Regions from separate parts of the Mus musculus genome. Here region 1 is linked to region 2. Evidence: chromatin loops called from intact Hi-C (ENCODE). Cell type or tissue: heart. All regions are shown on one strand. Each heading gives the region's core, and the rest is flanking DNA. Links, peaks and the distances in the headings are about the cores only.

The links. Peaks named below come from ENCODE experiments on the same cell type or tissue, not always from the same donor. Only the 100,000 strongest peaks of a DNase experiment are listed, where the experiment ranks them.
Region 1: a loop joins it to region 2, with 4 times the contacts of the local background. A loop is called at or near these places in 2 of 42 quality-filtered maps.

Annotation. Positions count from the first base shown.
Region 1 is chr12:52,354,600-52,367,279 of GRCm38, forward strand. Gm40423 (a long non-coding RNA gene) reads left to right here and starts at 6,768. Exons shown (of 3, transcript XR_872748.1): 1 at 6,768-6,906; 2 at 9,877-9,932; 3 at 10,313-10,763. In heart, for the core only: no CTCF peak of the experiment used is centred there; a DNase peak (open chromatin) is centred at 6,782.
Region 2 is chr12:52,283,773-52,296,452 of GRCm38, forward strand. Nubpl (nucleotide binding protein-like) reads left to right here. Exons shown (of 11, transcript NM_029760.2): 8 at 2,566-2,651. Among named protein-coding and RNA genes, the nearest start is that of Gm40423, 71 kb to the right of the region's middle. In heart, for the core only: no CTCF peak of the experiment used is centred there; a DNase peak (open chromatin) is centred at 4,999; H3K27ac peaks cover 445 bases.

The DNA.
Region 1 (12,680 bases), core at 3,850-8,849, 72 kb after region 2:
AAGGTGCAAATAGATAGGTAGACGCGCTGCTTGAACTAATATCAGCTGAGATGCACCAACTGCGAAAATGCAAAATCCTTTTCCATGATAGGTGAAGTTATGATCCTGATACCCGCATTCCAATGCTAGTAGCTCTGACTTTCCTACCTCTTATGTTAGACTTTCTAAACCTTCTGTAATATAGCAACTAAAGGGATAACATCTAATACATGAGAGGCTCCAGTATGCTGCTGGAGCAGTAATGATTATCCCAGCACTCCGTATGTTAACCAAATTTCCTAAAGAGTAGACTTCCAAAAACAGTTGTCTTAACTAGGGTTTCATTATTGTAAAGAGACACCATGACCAAGGCAATTTTTATAAAGAAAAATATTTAATTGAGGCTGGCTTATAGGTTCAAGGTTGAGTCCATTATCATCATGCCAGGAAGCATGGAAGCATCCAAGCAGGCATGGTACAGGAGAAGGAGCTGAGAGTTCTACATCTTGGTCTGAAGGCAGCCAGGAAAGGACTGACTCTTTGGGCAGAGCTTGAGCACTGGGAGCCCCCCACCCCCAACCTGCTTACACAGTAACACACTTCCTCCAACAAGAACACACCCACCCCAACAAGGCCACACCTCCTAATAGTGCCAGTTCCCATGGGCCAAACATATTCAAACCACTACAACAATAGAACATTTCTATCCCTGAACTTTGAGCATATTCAAACCACCACATTTTACTCTCTGACCCCCATAGGCTTGTTCAAGTTCATGAGTCTATGGGGCCCATACCTAGCCATAGCATAATGCCAAGTTCATTAAGTCCAACTTCAAAAGTCCCCATAGTCTATCAGTCTCAACAATGTCTAACAGTCCAAAGTTCATATTCTCTTCTCAAATTCATACAACCCCTTAATTATAATTCCCTATAAGATCAAAAGCAAAAAGCAGATCACATACTTCCAACATCAAAGCATATTTGTTACCATTCCAAAACATTAGTGAGGAAATACTGGACCAAAGCAAGACCAAAATCAGCTGAGCAACTCGAAACTCTGCATCTCTGATCTTCAACTCCTTTCAGCTTTGTTGACTGAAACACAATTGTTTCTCTTGGGCTGGTTCCATGCCCTGTTAGCAGCTTTCCTTGGCAGGTATCCCATGGCTCTGGCATCTGAAACATCTTGGGGTCTCTAAGGCAACTTAAACATCACAGCTTCTTGTTCCAATTTCTGGGATCCACACATGATCCTCTAGGCTCCTCCAAAGGGCTTGGGTCATATCTCCAACTGTGCCCTCTGTAGCACTCCAGAGTCCGGTTGACTCCACTTCACTGTAGCTGCTATTCTTGGTGGTCATCCCATGATACTGGCATCTTCAGCATGCTGATGATTCTCACCGCAACTAGGCTTTACCAATAGCGTCTCATAGGCTCCCTTCATGGTAGCAAGCATCATCTTCTTTACATGACCCCTTTAGTCCTGGGAAGCCAACTGCAACTGAGTCTGTACCTTCACCAATGGCCTTCCCTAGCCTATTATAGTGCCAAGACTCAGCTGCTCTATATGACCCCTTCATGCCTTCAAACCTAGTACCACCGGGGTGACTCTTACACATTACCAAGTACAGCCGCAGCACAAGGTACAACCTTGACTATCTCTGGAACATAGGTCCTTTGTGCTCTCAGAAAACACTTCCCAGAAGATTTCTCCTAAGTGATGCTGATCTCTTCTAATCATCTTAGCTCCAGATAACCTGAATCATTTGTCCCAGTAACCACTTCTATTCTTGACTCTAAAGCCAGAGCCACATGGGCAAGGCTTCTGAGTTCTGCTGCTTGCTGGAGCTGGAACATGCCCTCCTTGTTCTATTACGTCTTTCGCAGCCTAAGCTTGGCTCTCCTGGAACTTGCTTTGTAAACTGACCTTGAACTCAAGAGATCTGCTTGCCTCTGTCTCCTGAGTTCTGGGATTAAAGTTATATACCTCCACACATGGACCTAAACTTTTTTTCTACTTGGAACTTGCTCTGTACTAGACTGGCCTTGAACTCAAAGATATGCTTGTGTCAACTCCTGGGATTAAAGACATGTACAACCATGCTGGACCTAAGCTTTTCATAGCCACTAAGCCTCACGATCTGGATCAAAAGCATGTGTCTTCCAGCCTTACAATCTGGGTCACAGGTATGGCCTCCATTTATGGATTGTAGTTCATTCCAGATTAAAAGTGCAAATAAAAATGCTAACCAATTCATATTAATGCATAGGATGATATAACTATCCCTTGTCCACCTGCAAACACATAAACAATAACTTAGCTGGGTGGGGTCTTGCCCTGACATCACTATTTCCTTCATCTGTTTATTTCCTTGAACACAGGATTTAGCTCCATTCCATTTCCTGGTGCCCCTTTAATACTTAAACCATACATTTTGTATTTTTTTCCTTTCTAAGCTTGCTATGCTTGATCAAAATATTCTTCATGAGAATAAACTGGAGGACAAAGTCTATGCTTAGTTGTTTTGAGACTTCCTTTATCAATGCAATTAGTCTGAATCTCTTCACCTTAGCCTCAGGCAGACTCTTCAGACAAGGGCAAAAGGCAGCTACATTCTTCACCAAAACGTCACAAGAACAGTCTATAGGCTACATACTAAAATTCTTCTCTGAAACCTCGTGAGCCAGCAGGCCTCCACAGTTTAAATCACTTTCAGCACCACCATCTTTCATATTCCTACTAGGAATATGAAATAGGAATCTCACTTAAAGCATTCCACCACTTTCCAAAGTCCTAAGATCCACATTCCTCCAAACATGATTGGCCCCTCACAGCAATACACCAGTGCCTGGTACCAACTTCTGCCTTAGCTAGGGTTTCCATTGCTTCAAAGAGACACCATGACCAAGGCAACTCTTATGAAAGACAACATTTAATTGGGCCTGGCTTATAGTTTCAGAGGTTTCGTCCATTAACATCATGGCAGGAAGCATGGCAGCATGCAGTAGACACAGTGCTGTAGAAGGAATTGAGAGTTCTGCATCTTGATCTAACTGTAGCCAGGAGAAACTGAGTCTTCCACACTGGGCGGAGCTTCAAAGCCCACCCCCACAGTGACTCCCTTCCTACAGCAAGGCCACTCCTCCTAATAGTGCCCCTTCTCACTAGATGATCATTAGAACTCATTAGATGGTGAGGCCAGGCATATTAAAACCACCACAGACAACCAGTACCTACTGACCACCTGTAGGTTGTATCTCCTGGGGCAGTGCTGAGTGAAGAAGGTAGAGAATGGCCCTCGAAGAACCAAGGAAAAACACTAGCCCGTGATCTAATTGTCCTGTGATTTTTTTTCAGAATAGTTCCTATTCCTATCCCACATAAAGTGTTCTACACTTCATAAGGAGGAAATGTCAAAGATTACACTTGCTCCTATTGTTTTGGATTTAAAACAATGTATCTCTTTGTTTTGTTACATCACTTCATCATGCTATGTATGCTTAATACCAAACCAAAGGCAGATCTGTCAGGTCGATTTTTCACAATTGACCAGTTTACACAAAGTTTCAGTATTAGGACCCTAACTGACAACAAAAAATGTATGAAGTTGTCTAGCAGAAATTCTTGAAATTAATTGATATCAACACTCCTGAGACTGTGTCAACTAATCATTTATTCTCAGTAAAATCCAAGAGAGTCCATGTGCCGACTCCAGTGTCAAGCTCCACCTCTGTGTGTAAAACACACTGTCTTAAAGAGGCCACAGCTACTTCTGACCAAACAGACTAATTTTCTTTTTCCTGCGAGAGCAGACAATCTCCCTGTTAGAAGAACAAGAGGTGGATTACAGGCCCAAAGGACATTATGCTGTTGCCCCCACTGTCTCCTCCTCCTTCCCCCTCCTCTTTTAATCCTTCCTTTCTTCTCTCTTTCACTTTTCCTCCCCCACCTCCTCCTCCTTTTTCTTCTTGTCTTTGTTCCTTTCCAGCCACAGTTCCACAATGTTGACCACACAGGAGCCTTGACTAGTGTTGGATGACACTGACAGCTTTGCCTCCAGGTCCTCACGAGTTATTATAGCCATGAGCTCCCTGGGCAGCTTTGTTCTTTGAGGCAGCATCAAGCTTGCAGCACTAGTGTGGCTAGACAGCAGGAGGGGACACGGCTCTGGAGATGTGGGACAGAAACACCTCCCAATAACCTTTCCACTGTGCTCAATTCAATTGGAAATGTTAAGATGCCATACTCCTACAGCTGGTGACAAACAAGAGTTGAGATCTGGATTCTGATTGACACATCATTAACCTTCTTGCAAGACCAGGGCTCTTATGTGTCATTGAGAGTCACAGATGGGCAAGGTAGCAACATATACTTGAAGGCCCAAGTACTTGAGAACTGTTGCAAAGTGGGCCCTTAAATCCAAGAGTTTGAAGTCAGCCTGGGTATCATAGCAAGACTCCCATCTCTTAAAAATAAAATTAATTGATTTTTTTTTAAGAAGAGATGATTCAGCATCCCAATGTCTGCCATGGCTAGAGAGACTACTTTTCTTTTTCCAAGGTTCTAAGAGGCCATGTTTGCTTCTTCCTTACCTACAGCTTTGTATTCTTGATGATGTCACCTCTCCTTGGCACTGCACTCGGGCAGTTATAATGTCCTCACTTCCTAGGGATGTAACCTAGTTCAAAGACATACAAACAGCTTTGTGTTTGGAGAAGTATTCCATCCACACAGAGGAAGAAAGAAAGTTTCAAAGTTCCTAAACAATGAGTTAGGTTATTTTCCCTTAGCTCTTTGTTGAAATTGTATAGCAGAGAGTAGAAAAATGACAAGTAATTCTAAGCCATTAATTGTGAAGGACCTAGTAGGCTCAAGGGCCACCAAGAGTTGAAGCAGTGATGCCCAGCTCGGCCTCGAGAAGCTCGGAGTCATTAAGAGAGGATGTTTATACTTGGGCACACAGGGGGACAGAGTAGGGAATGAGCAGAGAGAGTAGATCAGAAAAGCTTCCCTGGAACAGGGGAAGCCGAGACGGCCTTTGAAGGATAAATATTAAGCAGAGGGCGTGGAAAACTGAATGGTGAGTGCAAAGAAGGTGTGGTCAAGAGGATGGTGTGAAGCTGAGCAGACCAAACGGGAGGTCCTGGTGCCGGGGACTTGGACTCCTTCAGTGGAGAACGAGACGTTGTATAGCTTTGGAGGCAAAGCCACCCCCTGTGTTTATAGGGAGCAAGCTAGATATTGTAAACATGGCATAGGACCTTAACTTATACTGAAAAAAAGCTTTCTAGTTTGCTTCCATTTAAATTCACAACAGAATTAATTGTATATCAGTTGGGAGATAGAAACTACATTGGTTATTTTAAAGCAGAGACCTTAACATAAATTTTAAGGAAATACTGAAGAACTAAAGGGCAAACTGTGTAGTAAATTTCACGGTTCTAGTTACCAGAGGAAATATCACCAACCCTGAGGTTGGAGAGACGTGGGAAGAGGTCAGAGTTATTAACACCTGCATTCTTTCACTGTGGTCACTTGGCAAGTTTAAAATAAATTATAGCTCCTCAAGTAAAATCCATCATGACCAGGGTTGGAAAAGTGGGCCTAGGGCAGCCCAGGCAAATAGAACACAGCCAGAAAGCCAGAAGAAAATGGGGCCTTTCTCGCCTTCCCAACCTCCCCGTCTCTGTTCAGCACTCGTGGCAGAGAGCCTGCTAGGGAGTTGGCAGGCCAGACTCCCAGAACAGAACCACAAAGCAGAATGAGAAGTTTGGAGCTGAGAGATTATAGCTAAGCATCCAGCAAATGCCTGCTCCCAGGGTGTGTGGCTCTGCTGAGAGGAAATGGGCTGGGTGTCCCAGAAATTTAGTCTCCTAAAACATTACTGGGTGATAAACCACCCTTTGGACTTAGTTTCAATCCCAGTACAGGAGCTAGTTGTGGCCTCAGATTTTCTTTTTCTTCAGTGTCTTAGCAAACCTTTTTTTTTTTTTAATGAATTTATTGATTTTTGAGACAGAGTCACACCCTGAGGCACAGGTCAGTTGAGACTCACAGCAGTCCTCCTGCTTCAGCCTTCTGAATGCTTGGGTTAGCCGCATGAGCTCTGTGCCTGACTTCTTGATCAGGTCGTTCGCACTTGTTCTGCCCCGAGCCCTGGTCCTGCAGGTTATATGACTCCAGGGGAAAGATGTGACTATTCCCAGCAGCATCTTTGCACATCTTACCTCACCTCCTAGATGACAGTTTTCTCAGCCTAAGTCTGCCTGATGGCAGCATGACTTTAGTCAATAGAATTAGGTTCAAATCCCAGCTCTGACGTGAATTAAACAACTCCAGTTTTTTAATCTCCAGTGGTTTAATCTCTGAACCTCAGCCCTCCATTTGCAAAATAATATCTACTGCCTGTTCTCACTGCACTGTGATATTTAGGGGAATGATGTAAACACAGAATCTGGCCCTTAGTAGGTACTCAGTAGGTCACCTCCTCTTATCTAATGTCTGTAAGCATATCTCATTGTATAGTAACAGTCAGGACCAACTTACCAAAACAGGGGCACTTAATCCTCTTTGGAGGGCAACTGAAATGTCTTTACGTAGTTCTCCTTCTCTCCAGGCATCTAGAACATTGGGTACACCAACGACAATTATATATAAAAAAAATACATAATGGCTGGAAGTTATTTCTGAAGAGGAAGGCCGTCCTCGGTGTATGTAGACACCAGCGGCCAGATCCTCTGTGAGAACAATAGCTATTCATTGTGTTACAAAGCTGGCACCAGCAGCCAGTGTTCCAGTGTAATTCCCACACAAACCAATCTCCAGCAAAATTTCCATGACTGTGTGGCTTGGTGTAAACAGCTCAGAGCAAGTGCTCTCTACACGTGTGCCCATGCAAATGTGCAGCCTTGTGGAGCGAGTCTTGTGAGTACCTTTAAAGAATTAATGATTTTTTTACAAAAAACAAAACAAATTATCATCAACCCAGCCCCTCAGGATTGTGTTTTGCTGCAGAGGACATGGGGGAGGGGAAAGCAATCCCTTCTGACCGAGCTGTGGATGGAGAGAGGACTATTGCAACTACCTAAAGTCACCAAGGCCCTGACTGGCTGCCGAGGCGAGCAGGTGCCAGAGGTCCTGACTCTTGGGCCAACGAATAATGGCAGGCTTTTTCTTTTTAAGTAGTAGTTAGAATTTGATAGCACTTAATATTTGCATTGACCTTTACAGCTATTGTTATTAGCTATTCCTCCCAGAGGCTCTTTGAACTAAAGGACACAACTATTTTTACTCAGCATCCCCACCACCACTGCCCCCCACACACATTCGCTCTTCAGCTGTAGGCCTGGTGGGTTCTCTGAACATGGTACTGACATTTGCCTAGAAGTAAGCTTCGTGTCCTTGTGGGCCACAGTCTCAGTGATAAAACACATTCTCAAGTCAAAACAATATCGAATACAGTGGATTTAACTATACTCAGTGTGAATCAGTTCACATCGCTTCTCTGCTGTAGTTTACTGTGCTGCCTGGTGAGGAGCCCAAGGCTCAGTAGTGGTTGAAAGACCTGCGTCCTCTTTGCTCCTTACTTCCCAAGTCTAACATCATCCTAGACAGTTCGCTCTTTGCAGCAACTCCCCCCAGGCATTTGCGTTGGATGATCCCAGGACCCCACTGCTCTTCCTTCAGGTATGGCTGCCTCTTTTGCCCCTTGCAGGCATGTGCTTAGACGTCACCTTCTCCTGAGGTCTCTCCCGCTGACCCAATTTAAAACCGCAGCTGTCAAGTCCTCACTGCCTCCTTGTATGCCACACATCACTAACTTGTCTATTATGTTTGTTCCCTGGTTATTTTGTCTCTCCTCCTCCTGACATAAGGCAGGGATCTTGGCCAGTGTAATCCACTATTGCACTCTAAGCACCTACACCAATAAATGCACAGAGAGGGAGGGCATCTAATAAATATTTGTCAAATGAACACATATTTAAACTTTAAAGGTTGTTGTCATGAGGCTCATTTAACCTGTGGGCTAGAATTTTCCTTGGTGAAGGCTCCCAGACTTGCTTTCCTCCCCTGACAAACAGTCCACGCTGACAGCAATTCTGTTCAACTAAACGAGACACTCCAACTCCCAAGGTTGAAAACAAGTGTGAAATCTCAGTGTTACAGTACAGAGAATGTCTGCACAGGGGTTCCAGCCCATCACCATGCAGCAGGGTTGCATCAGGCCCATGAAGATGGGTGGGCATGCACAAGACTTAAGGAAAGGGGCCTAGTGATGGTGGTGTGGGGTGAGTTCTGCTTCCACAGGGCCCACTGCATGTCCATAAACAGTGCTTTAGCCTCTTCGCCTCAGCTACCTTTTCTATGAATTCAAGGTAAGGAGGTATTTCCATGATGCCACAGGGCTGAAATGTCTGGTTTCCATGGGTGTGAGGATAAGTATTTAGAGTGTAGTTAGGAATCATGCCTGTTCAGGAAAGTGGCAGATGTAGGTTCTTCTCTAATGTGACTCACCAGCCCTGGGTACAAGGCTGGTTTTCTGGTAGCAGACATGGTTTTCCTCCTTTTGAACAGATCCTTAAGACCAATTACAAAGCTGTTAGCTTCAAACAAGGTGCTTCCATTGCCATAAGGCTCTGTGATGGTTAGTGAGTGAAGGCATGTGAAAGAGTTTGGCATAGAGTTGGCGCTGACTAAATCCTGGCTGCCATTATTGCTAATATCATTAACATTCTGATTTCTAGAATGTCCTTCAATCAAGTCTTGTTGAATGCATACAGATGATAAGACCTGTGTCAACAGATTTGGAGTAGTAAGAGATAAATCACCCATTTCTCCCCACCACCACCATATACACTTCTATACCACAACTTCCTTACTTGAGAGGCTGTAGTTCTCCATAAACAGTCCAGCTTGCTTTTGACTTGAGATCCTCCTGCCTCAGCCTCCTTAGTGCTAGAGCAGATTCCACCATACCCTGCCCTACTCCATGACTGCTTTCTCCACTCATCTCTTGATGGACCTGACAGTTGTTTCCATATCTTAGCTGTTGGATATAATGCATTAATGAACACAGAATGTTGATATCTTTGTGGTGTAGTGATTTATTCAGGGGAGGGTATATAACTATCAGAGAGACTAATGAGGCACGCGGTAGTTCTATTTTTAACTTTTAAGAACTCTGTCCCCTTAATTTTTTAAAATTTATTTAGTGGTATATGTGGGCTATGTACTGGTGAGCGTGCTCTATAAGTGAAGATCAGAGAAAAATCACAAGAGTCACTTCTCTCCTTCCAACATGTGATGTCAAGGATCCAGCTCCAGTTGGATCAAGCTTGGCAGCAAACACTTTGTGCTGGTTAGATTTGTCAACACAAACCTAGACAATATCTGAGATATGGGAATCTCAGTTGAGGAATCGTATCCATCAAGTTATCTTGTGGACCAGTCTGTGGGAACACTTTTTTGATTAATGAAATTGACGTAGGAGAGCCCAGTCTGCTGTGGGCGGTGCCATCTGTGAGCAGTTGGTCCCAGGTTGTAAAAGAAAGTAAGTCAAGTGATTTGTGAGGAGAAAGCCAGGAAACAGCATCTTCTATGGTCTCTGAGTCAATTCCTGCCTCCAGGATCCTGCCTTGAGTTTCTGCCCTGATTTCCCTCAGTGATAGACTGTGATCCTAACCTGTAAGCCATGGGTAGTAGACTAGGTTTACAGTACCAGACATGAGTTCCTTCCAATTGATTACCTTAGGTCCAATCAGATGGGTGTTGGTTACTGCCAGGCTAGAAGTTCCTCTATTGTACCTTTCAGGATGTCTCACCATTCTGGTCATTGTTGTGGTTTGAAGGCATCACAGCTGCATAGGCCTACTGATTGCTTTCTTCTCTTGGCAGCTCACATAGCTCCTTCCAGTACTGTGAGAACTAGTCCTCATGGAGGAGACTTCCAGGTCAGTACTAGCATGATTCCTTCAAATTCCTGTCCAAAGTATGTGATGTTTTCAGTGATAGGATTGTACCTTCAATTGCTGAGAGGCAACCAGGGGCAATGGTAAGAGCATAGTTTGTTTTAGGGGGTGTCTGGGGTCAAACTGTCCTGACCAACAGTTTGAAAGGAAGGCTTCCCATGCCTGGCACTGAGGTTTTGTTAGTCTATGGCTTTTGAGAGAACATTGTCACCTCCAAATGACATAACTTCATTTAAACTATGTACATAGGTGTGCACATACACTGGTATATATGTAATTTTGCATAAATTGAGAAGTTCTCGAACATCGCAACCATTAAGTTATAAAACTGAGATTCAAACACAAGCTCTCTGCTCTCACAGCTTGAAGTCTCAACCCCTCCATCTCAGCAGCTGTTTCCTGGTCCAGCAGATGTCAGCACACCACCTCTGTCCTCCAAGTCACCCCTGCCCTCTGGAAGACAGGTATCACGACTGAGCCAGGGGCTGCTGAAACCCCTCTACAGATGAATCCTATCTCTACTTCTTGGGCATCGTAGCTGTAGCTGCCCTGGGTGTCCACGGTGATGCTGGTGGAGCCTCCACAGACTGTTATTTCATGACTACAGGATGGCTGTGGAACACTGTTAGTATCTGAGCCCCCACGTGTGAGCTTAGGAGACAGCATTTGTCTTTCTCTTCTGTGCTAGATTTTACCAGAAGCTTTGTTTTGTTGTTGTTTTGAGATAGAGTCTTACTGTCCAGCCCTGGCTGGACTAGAACTCACTGTAGACCAAGCTGGCTTCAAACTCAGATTTGCCTACCTTTCCTTACTGACTTAAGGTGTATGCCACCATTCCAAACTAGATGTTTCTTATAATAATAAAAAAAAAATGAGGCATTTGTCTTTCTGGAGGTTTCTGGAATTATACCAAGCTTCCTTGGTTTTTATGTTGTCATATTGTCATTTTTCTAGTTTATATCAATCCTGGCTAGTTTTGCTTGTGTATTTGTTTGTTTGTTTTATTTTTGTCATCTGCCACCAATTAGAGTTATCTGGGAGGAGGACACTAAACTGAGAAAATGCTTCCATCAGATGGCCTGTAGGCAAGTCTGTAGGGCATTTTCTTCATTACTGATAGCTATGGGAAGATACAACCCACTGTGTGTGGTGCAGTCTTGGCCCATGGTTCTAGACAGTATAAGAAAGCAGGCCGAGCAAGCCATGGGGGGCAAGCCACAGGGGACATTGAGAGTTCCCTGTTTGCTTTAGTTCCTGACTTCAAGGTCCTCCTTGAGCTCCTGCCTCATTGCCCTCAGCAATGGGCTGTGAACTAAGAGTCAGTTGTAAGCAGGAACAACCCCTCTCCTCCCCAAGTTGCTTTTAATCATGCTGATTTATCTCAGCATAGAAACCCCAATTAAGACAGAAATTGGTACCAGGAGTAGGGTATTCCTGTGGCAGACCCAGTCATCTTGTTTTGGGTGGATTGTGGATGAACTTTGAAATTTTAGGATAGAAAAACCATTGTTCAGAACAGTGGTTCTCAATATTCCTAATGCTGCAACCATTTAACCCAGTTCCTCATGTTAGGGTGACCCCTGCCATAAAATTATTCTAGTTGTTACTTCCTAATTGTAATTTTGCTACTGTTGTGAATCATAATGTGAGTATATGATAGGCAACCCCTGTGAATGGGTCATTCAACCCTCAAAGGGACCATGACCCACAGGTTGAGAAATGCTGGGTTAGAGTTTAATGATCTACAGTAGGAACTTAGAAGGTAATGCTGAGAGCAAATGATCTACAGTAGGAACTTAGAAGGTAATGCTGAGAGCAGCACAGAAGACAGATTTGGCTTGTAAAATTTCAGCGGGAAGTTTGAGCATCCCTTAAAGCTTCTACTGGGGCTCTTCAATATGTGGCATTAAGAATCTGGCTGTTCTGGTCAGGCAGGGCTGAAGAACTGGCTATGATTAACAATAGACCAGAACCACTAAAGTGAAATCTTTGCTTTGCTGGGACTGTCAGAATTTTCTGCCATGATTTCTTGTTCTTGCTGGATCCATCCTCTCTCTATCTATCTATCTATCTATCTATCTATCTATCTATCTATCTATCTATCTATCTATCTCTCATCAGCTGTTAATGTTTCTCTTATTGTAATATCTGGGTACATGTTCAGAATTCAGACAGCCCTGGAATGCCATTCATTCGAGCCTGGAGACTTAGATGCAGCCGCCAGGTGCTATCTTCTTATCTCTGCCCTATCTCAGACTTTCATTTCCTCTTGGCTGGGGCTTTGCTTTTTTTTGCCGGCTGGAAGATTGTTTTTGATAGAGAAGAGGAAAACCAAGTAAGACCTGAGAAATTCTGTTTTTGCAGTGTCATCTCTAAATTAACTATGTCATCTGCTCAAACAGGAAGCTGCTGCCTCCCTCGTTCTTCTTGTCCTGAATACACCGCAGTGGCCCTCAGTTTTATCCCATTCCTTGTTGTACCTCTCCTTGTTATCTGCTCTCGGCTGCAAATTCCTTTGGGTCTTAGTAAATGTCATGTGGACATAAAGATTTCCTTGGCTGGCTTCCTCTCTTCTTTTCCATAATTACATATGAATGGATAGGCAGAACAAATTACATGGAGCCTCCAGTCCTTCTCAAATGATGTTCTATAGGATTATCTGGTCTCAGGAACTACCTGGTCTGAGGACTTACAGCTCAGCACTAATGACTGAGCATTTACCCAGGAGCC
Region 2 (12,680 bases), core at 2,857-7,856:
ATCAATGTTCTTCAAAGGAGGAAGTCAGAGCAGGAACTCAAGCAGGTCAGGAATCTAGAGTCAGGAGCTAATTCAGAGGCCATGGGGGCATGGGGGTGGGTGCTGCTGCTTAGTGGCTTCTTCTTAGTGGTCATCCCATGGTATGAGCATCTCCAAATGTATATGTACTAATAGTAGTTTCAAATAAACATAGAATCCTGTTTCCCCATGGAGTTTTCAATCATCCTTGGTGTTCTCTATTCCTTTTTCCCTCTTGCTTAGCGTTTCCCTCCCTCTACTGACTCCAGGTAAACTCTCCCTTCTATCGTCTCATTTCCCTTTTTATATCTTTAGAGATGAGTCTGTTACCTGGAGTAACCACAGAAAGCTGGGTAGTAGAACATCAGACCCCACCTTTTAAAGGTCCTATATCACCCTAGTACCACCATTAGATTAGGCCTCTAGTAAGTAAGTCCTTTGGAGGACACACGTACAGACCATAAAAACATGAACCTGTATCGTGTAATGAGATACAAATAGTAGACAAGAATAGTTGAGCAAGAATGCACTTATGTACTGTGGCTAGAGTTCAGAGCAGTCTTTAGAGCTAATACAATAGAGAACACCCTGTGTAGTGGGTAAATTGTGAGGGAGAAGATTGGGAGGAAACAACCCACAAAGCTCCTTGTTCCTCTATGGAAAAAACAGTCTAGGTTTGAGAGGCAGTCCTTACTTCCACTTAATAAGATAACTGGGGCAGTCAGGTTAAACAGGGGCAAGGTTTAGAAATACAGTTAGGAGCAAATGCTAGATCATACAGTCATAGGAGGCCTTGGAAACAATATAATACACACTCCAGTTTTACAGTCAAGAAAACTGAGACCTAGGGTGTTTCTGAGTTTCTTGCCCAAGATTAGTCACAGCTAGATGGGGCCAGAGCTAGGATTAATTCCTTCCACATGACTGTATATGGAAATATATTAATAACAGGGCTGAGGAGGTGGCAGATTGTGGAAATACTTTGTATGTGTAGAGAATAATTTTTGCAGAGATGTGATTAATCATCTTTTAAAAGAAAGAACTATGGTCTAGCTTTTGGGTTGTTAACCAGAGAAATTAATAAAAGAAAGCAGGAATGCTCCATGAAACTGTTTTAAGACTAGAATGATCTGTCTAATGGCACAAGGAAACAACCTTCCTGGCATCTTCTGAGGCATTTTATTAATAATCATAAACATAGTAGCGGATTTTTTTAATAGCACCTCTTTTTAGATGCAAGGCATCATAACAGATATCAGTGTCTAGCAGTGGTGTAGTACTGCAACCCTCAGAAATGGTATTACTGTGCCATTTGTGAGAAAGAAATTGAAGCCAACGTGGTCACACAGCCCATCAGCTATAGGATCAGATTTTTAATCCTTATATATTTTTATCTCAAAGTTGATAATAGATAAGACCTCTTCTTCTAAAGTTACTGCTAGATAGAAAATAAATAAATAAAAGTTTAATAAAGACGTACAACCAAAACTTTAAAAAAAATATCAATGACATTCAAATTATTGATATTTTGATGAGAAGAAATGTTGATTCCAAAAGAGTTTGTGGGTTCCTGTTGGAGAAATGCCATGGGATATTGCTTGTTGTAGCTTGCTCTGCTTGTCTCCCCGTTTGTGTGCTGTGTCACTTGGTGGTCCTGCTCTTTTCCCTTACCTGGCCCTTCCCAGGACCTTCAGACAGTAGTCTGTGGCACCACTTCACCTTTACTTCACCTAATCAGGTATTAGTTGCTAATCTCTCCTCTATTTTTATTTGCTCTGATAGACTGTCTGTCTGGGCTCTGAAATGCTGTGTTTTTGTGTATTAAACTGTAAGCTGTGTGATACTGGTTATTGGAGTATCTAAACCACAGAATTCATGAAGGTCACAGAATCCACTAATCATACCAAGTCTTTGCATTTCAACAAACACTCTCCCAGGGCCATCTGTGTGTACAGGGTCCCCATCACTCAATGTTGACTCCATTCAAGCCTGACCAGTCTGCATCCACATTTCTACCATAGCCCTTCACTTTACCGGAACCAACCCATCAATTACTGTGTGAGTTTTTCAGAACACAAACTTTTAAAACCCAGCTTAGGAATTGGCTCTTTCTGGCCATCTGTATTGCTTCTCCTTGTCTTCCACTTCTCCACCCTTCACATCACGTTCACCACTCCCTCTTCCTGTCGCTCAGTAGAGCTTCAGGACTCCATGCACATCCTCTGTGTTAGCACCGAGTACTCTGTGGCAGTCCTCGGTTTTTTCTGGTGTACCAGTTAGACCCCTGACTTCTGGGTGGCTGGCCCCATAAGTGTCTCATCAACACGCGTCTGAATAACGAGGTTGCAATGCTCTGGCTGTGCTGCTCAGTCAGCTGTGATTTCAGAAGCCAGGGGTCAAAGGCAGGAAAGGAAACTTGCGTATGTCAAACTTGTGTGGATTGGCCAGGCAGTGTAGAGGCCTCGAGAGCATGTGAATAAAGTCATGTAGGAAGCAAGCTTCCCCTGAAGTATTAAAAGATACTTTGTTTTGTTTCTCTTTGGCCAGGTGCTGTGATTGTCTCCACACCTCAGGACATTGCACTGATGGATGCACACAAGGGTGCGGAGATGTTTCGGAAAGTCAATGTGCCTGTAAGCATTTACATCCTCCCTGGTAAAAGCATGAGATCCCACAAGCCTATGACAAGTCATGAACAAAACATCATCCGTGGTTTAGTTTAACCTTCTGTTGAACATTTCATGAACGCCTAGTTGATCTTCCCAGTTACTGTAAAGCATACTTAAGGTTACAAATATGTCTAAATCATGCTAATCAAGAGGAATTCTGAGCCAGAGTGCAGGGATTTCAGGTTTTCTGCACAACTATGCTCTCCAGTGCTGATGGAGTCCCGTGACTGTCTCCGGAAATGCTTTCGTGATAGTCTACAGTAAAGCACCTGCAGGGAAGGAGGGGAAAGGTGACTCCCTTTCCTTCTGGCTCTCTCCATTTTAAGTCTTGATAGCCCAGGTTCTTCTAGGGAGTATTTTAGGATATTCTGTACATGACAAAATAACGTAAGAATGTAATAAAAATAGACATAGAATAATTAAGATCAGATGGAGCCCAGAGTAAAGTCAGCAAACAAATTGCATGCCATTAAGGAACTTAAATATGCTATGAATTTTCTAGCAGCCAAAGGAAAGCAGCATGATACCAATTAAGACCCTGTCCATGTGCACATGGTTAGAACAGGCTGCTTGCTCACGAGAAGCCCTGCCGAGGCCAGACACATATATACTTTCACTAGATTCCTATGAGGAGGAAACTATATTAAACACACTCCCCTCTTCTTTACTCTGAGGGAAAGGTTCTCCTTCTAGTGGCCTCAACAAAAGCCAAGGCATAGAACCAGAGGGCAGATAGAACATGAGCCCTGCAGTGCTTCTGTCTGTGCGCCTCTCCACGGACATCTTTAGAGCTAATAGAAATAGGGCTTTGAAAACTTTGGTTCAAGCCAAAAGGCTGGCTCAGTGGTAAAGCACTTGTTGTATAAGCCTAACAACCTGAGTTCAATCCTCAGAACCCATGTGAAGGTGAAAGGAGAACCGACTCACACATCTGACCTCTCATCTCCACATGTGCGTCATGCAGTGCACACCTGTGCTCACAAGTGCATATGCAATAATAATAAAGAACAAGTTTTAAAGTCTTAGGCACATGGATTAGCATCAGGGTTCTCATACTTCTCTATCCTGCTTTCCTTCCACCACAAACTGTATGATATTTTTGTTTGTTTGGTTATGGGAAGAACCCATAACTTTCCTCTAATTCTTCAAAGAGACCATGACACAGGATAATGTTCTGGGATGCTTTTAAGTGTTTGTCTCTGAGAGGAGCCTTGAAAGATGTAAAAGATTATATATAGTAGAGTCAAGGTGCCCCTACCCAGGAGTACCTCTCTTCCCATGCTAGCGGGAGTGGTGAGCCTAGTAAGGGACATGCCTGGCTGCTTTCTTTCCAGGACACTGGCTGCTTTCACTGGTAGACCTGAATGTGTGATTAGTGGGTTTAGAGCAGGCATTCTAGGCTCCACAATTTAGCTTGGAAAAAGGTTAAAGCAATGCTAATCACATGGCCACTACAGACAGAAAACCTCTATTGCATGTGTTTTGAACAATGTGACTTGAAATATGTCCTCCAGAATAAACTAGATGTAAGCACTGGCTGTGGAGATCACTGACCAGTGCATCATCTTACATGAGATTAAAATGTTAAGTGGCAAAGAGAGAGGCAGCCTTCTAGTGTAGTTGATGGCTCTGAGTTAACAAGTGGTCTATAATCCTTCCTGGAAAAAGTTAGTAAAATGACCACTGGTCTGTTAATACCACTGCAGGGCCTGGATACTAGTGCTCTGCCTGCAGGGATGTGAGTGCTGAACTTTGCCTATGCTGAGGTGAAGGCAGAGAGTCTACTGCACTCAACATCAGCAAATCCATGAAGGAAAGTGATTTACCAACAGGGAGCAGATTTTCTCTCCCATTTCACCTCAGAAACGATCCGTTTTATACTGCTAGATCATTTTAACTAACACTGTCGTTTGAGGTCATAGTGGCTATGGGCCGTACCCTTCGTGGACTCTTTACTCAAAGTCTAATGCTCACACTTGCAACAGTCAGCGTGTGTGCTCTTAGTTCAGATGTTTCTTTCCTCTGACATTCTTGATACTTCTTGAGATACAATTATTAAAAAAAAAAAATCTCATACTGATGTGTTAGATTTTTTTTTTCTGGTCTCCAAGCCAGAGAGTAGGCCATATAATTCTTAGAGAACATAACAGAGGAAAAGAGGCCAGTCACTAAGCCCAGCTGGGATATCGCTGGCTAGATGCCACATAAGGATAAAAGTTGAGGATGTTAACAAGGAAATGCCACAAGGAAGTGAGGGGTGGTGGCCTGCAAGGGCCCGGAGGACTGCATCCAGGCCTGGTGAAGAGAGGAAACAGCTGCTTGGGATCGCACAAGTCGTTTTAAGTTTGCAGGCTTAGGACAGTTCTGGGTCTTGATAAGGCCAGGATGTGGTCATGGGTGTGTTGGGACTAAATGGCATAGAAATGAAAATCACCAGAGTGTCTATTCTGAGGTTGTTTCTAAGATGGAGTTAATCCTCCCCGCTTTTCTGGCAACTTAGACATCTGCCTGCTGTATCTCTGTGACAGCGCTCTTTTTATGCCCTGATTTTAATCATTTGCCCTCTATACTGCAAAATCAGTTTAAAAACAAGTAGGATGTCTTAATCATCTCTTAAACCCAAAGGACGCATGCGTGTCTGGAGTAAAGCTCACCAGTGAACAAGAACGTCCAGTGCTGAGCTCTGTATGCAGTCTAACAACCATGGTGCTGCTCTGTAGAAAAGTGGGTCTCAGTTATCAGTGAGACGTGAATATGGTGACTTCTGAGCCTTCTGGCTCTTAAAAGCTCCAAGTGTAAGGCACAGCAAAGTGTTCAGTTAGAAAGTGCCCCGTAATGCAGAGGCAGTGCTGCGCAGTTTATCCCACTTCATTCCTGTTCCCCTGCTTTTCAGCCTTGTTCTGTTTTCCCCCTTTTGAAGTGCATTAGTTACCATGGAGACAGTGATGTCATTGGAATTCATTGGTATGGACAGAGTTTAGTGATGTCTGCAAGAACGTTTTGAAGTTAATTTAAATGATTTCTTAACTCAACGCATAGCTCGGGAAAGGAGGAAAGAGATGAGGGATTAAATTCTGGCCTCTGCCTGAAATGATAAAAAACTATGAAAAATCCTTGATTATAGCAGGATTTGTATATAGATTGCTCTTTTCAAAAGCATGTAAGAATGTTCAGCCTTGCCCACTTTTGGTAGTGAGTAATTTATGTATGGTATCCTTCTGACCCAGTTTTGTCACCTCCTCTCTGAGAGCGCCTTGTGTACCTTGCTGCTGTTTGACCGCCTGAGTGTTGGTCTCACGGGGATTGTCTTTGCAGGCCTTTCTTTGGAAGCCCATCCAGCTCCTGAAGAGTCCCGCACTGTGTGGTTACTCCCTCATGCCTCAGCCACGCAGGGGCTCACTTACCTCTAATTCAACAAACGGTCGTTAACTGATGTATTGCACGAGTACCTATGTGCTGATACTTAGTGCCCTTTATAATGAAGCACTGTGTTCCAGTTTACTTTCTCTTGCTGTGATGAACGCCACGACTAAGAGAAACCTGGGAGGAAATCAGCGTCCATCACTGAGGGAGGCCAAGGCAGGAATTCACAGCAGAAACCATGGAAGAATGATGCATACAAACTTGCTTTTCCTGCCTTGCTCAGCTACCTTTCCTGTGCAGCCCTGGCCTGCCTGCCCAAGAATGGCTTGGCTAGCAGTGGGCTAGATGTTCCTGTGTCAATTAGTAGTTAGTATTTACTCAGCTGAGCCTTCCTCTTCCTACTGACTCTAGCTTGTATCAAGTTGGCAAAAGCTACCCAGCACTAGAGTGAGACTTCCTCGGACCCACCAGTGATGTAAATAACGACACAGAGGCTTATTAATGTTTTTTAAGCTTAGGCCTTAGGTAGGCAGTCTTCTTACTACTCTATCCTAAATAATACTGGCCCACATCCCACTATGTGGCCAGGTGGACCTCTCTGCTCTGCTCCAGGCATCCACCCAATGTCTCTATCTCTGCCTGTCAGTTCTGCCTTCCACTTCCTGCCCAGCTATTGGCCGTCAGATTCTATTAAAGCCAATCAGATACAATTCTAGATTGCCTTAAGCAGGTGAAGAAGGAACAAATATTTACAAAATAGGAGAGTGAAGATGAGCCCTTAACTCTCTGCGGGTACAGGATTAGCAGTTGAATATCCAGACACACACCTTCACACAGTGAACCCCAGCACAGCGTGGACTGTATGCTTCTATGATAACCCCAGAAAGAAAAGCAGACCCGTTTTCTCTGACTACTTTTTGATTTGTTGATTAACTTTGTGATGTTGAAGGAGCCCTAAGATCTGAGAATAAGAAAACTTACTTCTTTGGGCCAGTGGGGCTGGTGTTATGGGAAAGCCATTTGCTTCTTTTCTGTAAGTTTGGACATGGTGAACTATTCCCTGATATGGTCACTTCCTGCCCAGGTAACCTGTGTTCACTCTTCAGATTTCAGCTCAGGAGTTACTTGCCCTGGGGAGGTTTTTTTTTTCCACTCTCCCAGCATGCCATGTAAAGTTAATGATACTTCCTGAGAACTCTGTACACATGTCCAGTTCACCTCTCACCCCACTACAGGCTTATCTTCGGTCTTCACACAAGAGTCTGAGTCCCTGAGTGGCAAGGGAACCTGCCTTGAACATCCTCCCCGACTCAGCCACCCGGCCCCCAGTCACACTGTCACTATGACCCAGAGCATAGCCTGCTCTACCCTTTTCCTTATCTTAGCCATTTTGCTCTTCCTCCACTTCTCAGCATTCTTCCATCCCATGCGTCCTCAGGACCTTCAGCTGCTTTGACACCCAAGCACATTTTACCCTCACTTTCCACTTAAATCTTTTCATCCTTAGGTATCCAGACTAAATAAGCAGACCTTTCTCTTGGGGACTCGGCCTAGTGCTGTTTACTACGAGAGCTCCTTCTGTTTGTGGTTTCAGTATGCTCTTTCCCCTTTCACATTTCCATTTCTACATTGTAAGCTCTAAACATGTAGCTGCTCACTAAATGTATACTAGATGAATGATCTGGGTTTGATCTTTCATATTACATTTGGACTTTTCTTATGAGGGGAACCCATAAAAAGATAACCAAGAAGGAGGTACAGTTAGAATGGAGCTTTAAAGTGTTTTAATGTGCTGGAGATGATGGGACAGGCTCCAAGTATACACGGAGATAGTAAGGAAACCTGAACGGTCAGACACTTGAATGTGATGATGCACTGTTGGTCATGAATCAGTACAGTAAGATAGAACCAAAGGTTTTACACAGCATTAGCCTAAATTCTAGTCAGTTATAAAGACACATACATTCATGTGCATTTCTAGTGGATGGGGTGTAAAGTGCCAAGGTGATAGGCATCAGCACCTGATCCAGAGTAACCGCAACGAAAGGGAAGGACCTCACATTGCCGGAGGATTATGTTCCCGTTAATCTTCCTGGAGCTGGTTCTCTGCTCAGCATGACCCCACAGTAGTTTACTCCTGCATGCTAAGTGTCAGCCTCACCTGTTTTACCTGTGATGCTGCTGTGGTTTGGTTGTGGTTTGTCCCTCAGAAGGACTACACGGGAGACTTGGTTCTCAGGGGGGCGCCTTTGTTATGTCACTGGGGCATGCTCCCAGAAGAGATTATTGGATCAGTTAAAAATAAGAGTGACCATGGCCCCAAATCACCCTCTGGCTTCCTGTTTGGTGATGTGACTTCACCCTTCCCGTAAGTTTCTTCCATGTCATGAGATACTCATGAGAGCTTAGCTGATACACCAAGTCCTATCATTTCCAAAACTGTGGGCTGTAGGTCTCTTTTCTTTTTGTTACAGCAATAAAAGCAGGCTGATAAAGATGTACTTAGAGAAGTATTGTTTCCAAGAGGACCTTACATCATACTGTTTAAATTCTTTTGAGGATTTCATGTTGACTAGTTTGCATATAATGTAACCAGTGACTTCCTTCTTGACAGTAAGGAATTTTATTGTTTTTATTTATTTATTTTACTTTATTTTTAGAAAATGACTTTTACCCTTTACAAAAGTATACTGACCGCACTGTGCACCTCGGCCGTAATTGCATTCTAGTAACCAGCTGCAGGGTCGGCTCTGCTTTTCCACGGGGTTTCTTCAGAGTCCTTGTGTGCTCGAAACTACACTGCCTTTCTAAGTTAGTTAATGCATTAAGCTCATTTTACCCTCAGAACACCCCCGCGAGGAAGAGAGCATCATTCCCCCATGTTACAGGGAAACATACATAAATGTGTCCATTTGTTTAGTGAGGTGCTGGGCTACTACATTAGTCACTCCCAAGCAGTCCACTCTTTCCAGGGCCCACATTCTCACCTGTGATTTCTGCAGCTGAACCAGAATTGAGATGGGCCCTATGGGCATCATGGTTCATTCCAGAGACAGTCTAAGAGTCTAGTGTTTGCTTGTCATTGAGGTTTACTCTTTCAAGTAAGGATACGAAGCTGGTGGAACAGGAGCACTGAGAAGTGCGCTGAGGCTCTAATGACCATGATCTTTAGGAAGGCTTTGGCTTCATTGCATTCCTGAGTGCAAAGGAGAATGCAAATTGGGCCTGTCTGTCACTATCCCCTAGTTATCATCTTAAATCGCTCTTCTAAACTGTATTGACTTATCATTATCCAAGGCCACTTGCGTCTGTGAGTAAAGTCCTCAGTCCATTTACTTGTCCTCCTGTTTCCACACTTAAGTCAGTGACCTGGACTGACTTTAGCTTTGTAATTTATTATGTAACCTAGGGCAAGTAATTCCACATCAGGTTTCTTGTACTCCTTGTCCCACTGGTCATAAGGAGCGGTTGAATAAGATTGCACTTCAGTCCATGGCATAACTTAGCATGTAGTACTATGATTAGTAGCTCTGACTGTTACTGTTTGGTGGCAGACTTCAGGAACCAATATAAATCCTCTCTTCAGAGACTAAGACTGCAAGATCTAGAAGAGTTGGACCCCATGGACCATGGCCACTTCTCTGGTCCATGAAAGGGGTGTAGACACAGACCTCCCCACATATTCTTTTCACATCAGACTTCTTATAAAGACAAAACCAAGGACAACCATCGTGTTTTTAAAGTTATAGGTTCTGTATGCATGCTTCAGAAATAGATGCAAAGCAGAAAAGCACCTATGAATCTATGTCCATTACTAGTATTCATTTCTTTATGTAACAATGTACTCCCCCACTACACACACAGTTTCTTAAAACATAGCTTTTAATGCTTGTGACAGGTTCCAGCCAGCATTTAACCTGATTCTAACCTTGAGAAATTGGATTATGTAGTAGCCTAACAGTCTTATTTGTTGCTTGCTTAAATTAGGGTTTCAAATAGCAAAAAGAAATTAAAATTTTGAGTCTGCTTAATTCAGTACATTTAGACACAAAAATCCAATATTCAGAGCAATGTTGATATTTCAAGAGTCAGTTTTTTAAATGTTAATAAAAGAAGTACTCCTTTGAGCCAGTGATGGATAGGAATTATGTAGGAATAACATGTAAAATGGGGGTGGTGGCGGGTGTTAGCCAGGCATGTAATATTTGCTTTCTTCAAGTAAAACTAGCTGAGATAAGAAGGAAAAGGGGAGCTTATACTGTGATGAGGCATAAACATGATTGAGCTTGCCTGCAGCTGCAGCTTCATGGCTTTATGCAAATTAAGCCAGAGCAAAGCTGCTGTTTTTAATGTGTCTGCTATCAAAGGACACACACAACAGCCCTACAGTAAACACAAACACTTAGCGATGTATAAAGCATTCACAAGGTGTGAGGCTGTTTTGTTTTAATGTGGGTCATGTAGACATTTACTTCCTATTCAGGAGAAGAATTTCTATGAACAAAATTGGAATATAGATGTTCTACATTCTTCCTAATTACCTCAGTGACTGGAGACCTGATGTCACATCAGAAGTACAGTGCATTCTAAGCTCCTTTATGTACACCCTCTCTTCTGGCTTTCCCAGAACTAACCTTGTCTTAACTGAGTCATTTGTCATGTAGTCTACGTCAATCAATAATGGATTTCTCCCTTTTCATTATTTAAAGAGAAAATATATGCCATATATGTGACAAACTAGACATATTATTCACATATATACATAAATAACATGTATGTATACAAATACTTATAAATATATATGTACATATAAATGACTAAAGAGAATTGACTCCACAAAGTTGTCTTTTGACCTCCATGTGGGACTGTAGCACACATGCATATGTTGCACAATGACAACAATATTAATAATTAATCAATTAAGTACAATACTTATTACAAATCTTAGAACCCAATAAAATAAATTTGGACATTTTTACATATTTTGACATTAGATAGATAGGATGACTTCCAAACTACATTCATGGTCAGATGTTGTCCAGGACATCACTGTCTAATAGAAATACAGAGTCAGCCACAAATGTAACTTTAAAATTTTGGGCAGCTATATTTTTTAATATAAAAATAAAACAAATCAAGCAAAATTAAGTTTAACAATACATTTAAAATACCATTTTAATATGAAATCTATTTTTAAAAATCATACAAAGTAATCCAATTTTTAAAAGTATGTATGTGTGTGTGTGTGTGTATGTGTGTGTATGTACATGTACACATGTACTTAATGTGGTTGGGGAATCCATTTCCATGATGCCTGTGTGAATATCAGAGAGTCACTTGTGGAATTGGTTCTCTCCTTCTCTTTACGTGGGTTCTGAGGGTTAAACTCAGGTTGTCGGGTTTGCCTTTACCCACTGAGCCACCCTGCCACCCTTCTCCCAGGAATCCTTACTAGTTAGTAAGTAGAAAATACATGTTTGCAAAAATAGGCCAAATGTCTGAATAGGCAGATTGTAAACGCTGACATACAAATGACCAAGATCACATTTAAAATGTACTCAGCTTCACTCAGAATTATGGCAATGAAAATTCAAACCATGTTAGGAATGATATCTGGGTATAATCTGATACTCAGAATTTTATAAAGAAATATAAAAGCATCCATAGAAGCTTTTTTATAATATTCAAAGCTTAGAAATAGCCCATATAGTAATAGAAGAATGGATTATAGAGCGTTGGACTCCATGAAAATGTATTCCAAATAAATGGCTTAGATGGAAAGAAAGGAAGCCTGCTATATAATTGCATTCCTATCAAGCTTAAGATCATATAAAATGAGTTTACTGTGTTAAAAATAAGGTTTGTCTGTTTCTTTGAGAAGTATTTTCAAGGGTACATAAGGAAACATCTAGAATCCTGCCATTGTTTTTTCTCTTAACAGAACCTTGGTAACATGAGTATACTTACTTCATCTATACAGGCGTCCACATCTAACTCCTGTACTTACATGTGTAGTATACTTTGATTAAAAACTTTAAAAATAAATAACTAATGAACAAGTTACAGAAATATTTTTCTCTTCTGACTAAGTCACTGGCAGCTTAGACTTCCTTCCCTGTAGACTACCTCACTGCCAGTGTTCAGTGGCCACGTGTGACTAATGGCTACTATCGATAGGCTGTGTAACGCCATCATCTTGGATGTCTCAGGTCTGCACCGCACTGTTAGGTAAGAGCAGGACACTGTCCTTTCCCGGAGTTTGTCATAGACTTCCCATACCTCCTTTGTGTTTATGAGCCATTTCCATTTGAAGTAGATGGTTGTTTTGCTAGTCCATGGATGCCTGATATATCATCATCTTGGTCATTTGTTCTTAGTGTTTTATTGCTATTCTTTTCATGATCAACTTAAAAAAAACAGTTTTTAATTATGTGCATGTCAGGGAAATGTGGGGGTTAGTTGCACCTTAGTACAGGTGCCCAAGGGGCCATAGAAGGGCACTGGTTCCCAGGAGCTGGAATTATAGGTAGTTGAGCTCAGAGCCATCTCCTCAGCCCCATGATCACCTCTTCTTTTGAAGACAACATTTTACTGAGTTGCAACATGCCTACCTATCAGGCACAATTGTAA